2 separate regions of the Homo sapiens genome follow, and region 2 is linked to region 1. The links are chromatin loops, found by intact Hi-C in ENCODE. Cell type or tissue: heart right ventricle. All regions are shown on one strand.

Evidence for each region. A loop is a pair of places that touch in the nucleus more often than their neighbours do. Peaks named below come from ENCODE experiments on the same cell type or tissue, not always from the same donor. Only the 100,000 strongest peaks of a DNase experiment are listed, where the experiment ranks them.
Region 2: it touches region 1 in a loop (2.9-fold over the local background); 26 of 110 quality-filtered maps call a loop at or near these places.

What each region holds. Positions count from the first base shown.
Region 1 is chr15:44,583,124-44,585,623 of GRCh38, reverse strand. SPG11 (SPG11 vesicle trafficking associated, spatacsin) reads left to right here. Exons shown (of 40, transcript NM_025137.4): 30 at 1,066-1,810. Among named protein-coding and RNA genes, the nearest start is that of EIF3J, 47 kb to the right of the region's middle. RefSeq lists a silencer at 1,180-1,229. In heart right ventricle, a CTCF peak has its summit at 1,262 (motif pointing left); a DNase peak (open chromatin) is centred at 1,295.
Region 2 is chr15:44,656,506-44,659,005 of GRCh38, reverse strand. SPG11 (SPG11 vesicle trafficking associated, spatacsin) reads left to right here. Exons shown (of 40, transcript NM_025137.4): 4 at 1,710-1,911. Among named protein-coding and RNA genes, the nearest start is that of SPG11, 5.9 kb to the left of the region's middle. In heart right ventricle, no CTCF peak of the experiment used is centred here; no DNase peak of the experiment used is centred here; H3K27ac peaks cover 1,650 bases.

The DNA.
Region 1 (2,500 bases):
TTTTTTTTTTTTTTTTTTTTTAGATACGGGGTCTTGCTCTGTCACCCAGGCTGGAGTGCAGTGGCGCGATCTCCGCTCGCTGCAAGCTCCGCCTCTCGGGTTCATGCAATTCTCCTGCCTCAGCCTCCCGAGTAGCTGGGACTACAGGTGCCCACCACCATGCCCGGCTGAATTTTTTTTTTTTTTTTTTTTTGTATTTTTAGTAGAGATGGGGTTTCACTGTGTTAGCCAGGATGGTCTTGATCTGACCTTGTGATCCGCCCGCCTCTGCCTCCCAAAGTGCTGGGATTACAGGCGTGAGCCACCACGCCCAGCCTCATTGGTCTTTTTAAGTTATTTAAAATCTTAGCTTTTAAAATCAGCATTAAACAGTAAATCAAATGAGATGTATAATTTATAGGAGATAAGACTTTTTTTTTTACTTTTGACACACACATTACTTTCAGAAATGGATGAGCCTACAATTCCCATGATTGAGAAATGTGTGCTGCAAATGTAACATTAGTTTGTAGGATATGCTACAACTATTTTCCTTTGAATAGAATTAAATATAAGGGGGCTTCCACTTAAACCCCATTCCATGAGATCAATCAAGAATTGTTTTTCATACCATAACTTTCCAGATAAAATATCTAGGGTCATCTGTAGCCAAATCTCTGTTCTCTGATTTGATTTGGTTTTAACAAGTATGATAAGGCCAGGTGCAGTGGCTCATGCCTATAATCCCAGCACTTTGGGAGGGCAAGGCAGGAGGATTGCTTGAGCCCAGGAGTTTAAGACCAGCCTGGGCAACATAGGGAGACCCTGTCTCTACAAAAAATTAAAAATTAGCCAGGCATGATGGCACACACCTGTGGTCCCAGCTACCTGGGAGGCTGAGGTGGGAGGATCTCTTGGGTCCAGCAGGTTGAGGCTGCAGTGTGCTGTGATCGCCACCACTGCTCTCCAGCCTGGGTGACAGACTGAGACCCTGTCCAAACAAGTATGATATACTTAGGGAACATTAGCATTTATGATACTTTTTTATCCAAGAAAGGCTAAAATCTGCTTTGTTAAATTTCACAGATAACACAGGAAATGCAGACCCTAAAACACATTGAACAGTGGTCACTAAAACAAGCAAGAATTGACTTCTGGAAAAAATGCCATGAGAATTTTAAGAAAAATTCAATTTCAAGCAAAGCAGCTTCTTCCTTTTTCTCAACCCAGGCCCATGTGGCATGTGAGCACCCAACTGGATGGAGCAGCATGGAGGAGCGCCATCTGCTGCTCACCTTGGCAGGGCACTGGCTTGCCCAGGAGGACGTGGTGCCCTTGGATAAGCTGGAGGAGCTGGAGAAGCAGATCTGGCTGTGCCGCATCACCCAGCACACTCTTGGAAGAAATCAGGAGGAAACAGAGCCCAGATTTTCTCGACAGATCTCAACTAGTGGTGAACTTTCCTTTGATAGTTTAGCCAGTGAGTTTTCCTTCTCCAAGTTGGCTGCTCTGAACACATCAAAATACTTAGAACTTAACAGCCTTCCATCCAAAGAGACATGCGAGAATAGATTGGATTGGAAAGAGCAGGAGTCACTAAACTTTTTGATTGGGCGCCTACTGGATGATGGCTGTGTGCATGAAGCAAGTAGAGTATGCCGGTATTTTCATTTTTATAATCCAGATGTCGCCTTGGTATTGCACTGCAGAGCACTGGCCTCAGGGGAAGCTAGTATGGAGGATCTGCACCCAGAGATCCATGCTCTCCTACAAAGTGCTGAGCTGCTTGAGGAAGAAGCACCCGACATTCCCCTAAGGAGAGTCCACAGCAGTAAGTGAAGGAGATCAGATGGCCCAGAGTCTTAAATGGCACTGTTAGCACTGTCTCCAAGAAGGAAGGGACCCTTGTGGCAGAATAGTTCTACCAAGTTAAGGGGACAACAACTTTTTTCCAGGTAATCTGTAGACTAGCCAATTAACTAGGCAATGAAATAGAAAGATCTATGTCTTTTAAACTAGCTATGTTTCAAAGTTAAAGGGAATCTATCTGATTTGTAGCTAGTTCACTGAAATTTATTCTACATATTCTATACATCTGTAAATTTAATCATTTCCAGTCTTACATTGATAGTATATAGAAATATGGCTTTTTGTTTTTCTTTTTGGTTTTTTGTTTTTTGTTTTTTGAGATGGTGTTTCATTCTTGTCGCCCAGGCTGGAGTGCAATGGTGTGGTCTCAGCTCACTGCAACCTCCGCCTCCCAGGTTCAAGTGATTCTCCTGCCTTAGCTTCCCAAGTAGCTGGGATTACTGGCTAATTTTTGTATTAGTAGAGACCGGGTTTCACCATGTTGGCCAGGCTGGTCTCGAACTCCTGACCTCAGGCGATTCGTCCACCTCGGCCTCCCAAAGTGCCGAGATTATAGGGCGTGAGCCACCGCACCCGGCCAGAAATCTGTTTTTTATGTTACCTTTATATGACTTTGTTAAACTTGCTTATTCTAGGAGATTTCTTGTAGATT
Region 2 (2,500 bases), 73 kb before region 1:
TTTAGTTTTGGGAGCTGGGATATAGGAAGTGTGGTTAGTTTTTCAGTAAAACTTTTCATGGAAAAAGATCCTCATAAACTTAAAATACTAAATTGTATATTGCTTTATATTTTAGTTGAATATTTTCCAGTATATACATTTTTAATAGTATTAACCATACATATCTGTGTTCTTTTAAAATTGTATATTCTCTGCATTACCTGTTTATTCAAAATGTATTTCTTGAATATCTACTATGTGCTTATGTGGCCAGGTGCGGTGGCTCACGCCTGTAATCCCAGCACTTTGGGAGGCCGAGGTGGGCGGATCACAAGGTCAGGAGTTCGAGACCAGCCTGGCCAATATGGTGAAACCCCGTCTCTGCTAAAAATACAAAAAAATTAGCCAGGCGTGGTGGTGCATGCCTGTAATCCCAGCTACTCGGGAGGCTGAGGCAGGAGAATTGCTTGAACCTGGGAGGTGGAGGTTGTGGTGAGCCAAGATCGTACCACTGCACTCCAGCCTAGGCAACAGACTGAGACTCTGTCTTAAAAAAAAAAAAAAAGCTTATGTTGTGATACATGTCTTTTCATGTATAAATATAGTCTACCTCTTGTCTCTAATGATGTTTCCATCATATTAATAAATGTTTGCTTTGCCACGTTAATTTGATCTTAGAAAATATTATGGGTTCTTTGTCTCCAGTAGATCTGTTGGTCATCAGCAAAATTATTCTGAAGATTTGACAAATTACCCCTTATATGATTTTGGAACTTTAATTTCTGAATTAAAATAATGGTTTTTATATTTTGTAATAGGTATATAATTTTTGCAAAAGTGTCATAAATCCTAAATTAACAATTATTGTTGCCAGGTTATGGAACTGCACTGTCCAGAACAGTAGGCACTAAGCGTATGTGGCTATTAAGCATATGAAATTGGCTAGCATAACTTGGGAACCGAATTTTTAATTTTGTGTAATTAGATTTTTTTTCTTCTCCTGAGACAGGGTCTCACTCTCACCCAGGCTGGAGTGCAGTGGCGTGATCTCGGCTCACTGCAACCCCTGCCTCCTGGGCTCAAGCGATTCTCGTGCCTTAGCCTCCCGAGTAGCTGGGACTATAGGCATGGGCCGCCACGCCCAGCTAATTTTTGTTACTTTAGATTTAAAAGCTGATACTCAGTTCAGTCATTGGAGAACTTTTAAGGATGTTTGTTACAACTTTAGTTGTTCCAACTTTAAACCTTAAATTTTATGAAGTCTCAATACAGATCAGGTATTTCTGATGAAAATTTAGTATGCAAATTAAGATGTGCTCTAAGTAAAATATCAGACTTTGAACATTTATAGAAGAAAAAACATAAAATGTCTCAGTTTTTATACTGACTGCATGTTGATAATACTTTGGATAGACAGTATTGGGTTACATAAAATAGTAGGTTTACCTCATCTCTTGGCCAGTGCTGTTGGAAAATAGCAGTGCCTCTGGGCCTGGCCCAGAGCAGATGTTCAGCAGGTATTGTTGAAGAACTTGGTATCAGGTTCTTTATTGTGGCATCAACTTCATAGTCATCTGGTTGTTATAATGGGGGCTTGCCTCAGTTTTCAGTCTTCTTCTGTTATACCTACAAAATTGGAGTGATAAAGTCTATAGCTCTTTCCCAACCTGTGCTTTAAATAGTTAGGCATACTTACAAAACTGGCATTTTCTTTTAACTCTAACTAAAAGACATTTTTGATGTTGTGGATGGTACATATGTAGCTCATGTGGATTTAGCACTTCACAAAGAAGACATGTGTAATGAGCAGCAACAGGAGCCAGCCAAGATTTCTTCATTTACTTCACTGAAAGTTTCTCAAGACCTCGATGTTGCAGTGATTGTCAGCTCCTCCAACTCCGCAGTTGCTCTTAACTTAAATTTGTATTTCAGGTATGTAGATGACTGCAGTTTCTAATTTGAGGTAAATAGTTAGACTGATAAGAGGTTAAAAATATCCTCGTTAGTTTTTTTTTTTTAACTAGTGTTTCTTTTTCTATTCAGTTAGATCATGTTCTAGCTAATACATTGTAAAGTAGTTACTGAATAATATGTATAACTGACCACTGGCTACCTTTTATATTTTTACATGTTCATCAAAGTTTTGATTTTGATTTGATTTATATATGGTTTATGTCATGTAAATCAAAATTACACAATTTTAAACCACAGTTTAGCACTTAATTGTATAGACATGTTATTTCCCTAATTTTCTCATGTTTCCCATAGAGTTTATAAGCTCCTTGAGAACCCAAGTTCATGATTTGTTCTTTAAATTCATTGTCAATGACTTTTTCTTCCAGTTTACCTTAGCTTTCCACCTCCACAGCCATACCCTAGGCATTATCAATATTTGAAGTCGTCCCTCCCCCAAGTCACTACTTTTTACATCTCAGTCTCTGACCACAACTTCCCAAACTTTCCAGCTTGCTTACTCAAGTACTCCCACTTCACCTGTCCTCTGACCTAACTGGAATTTCCA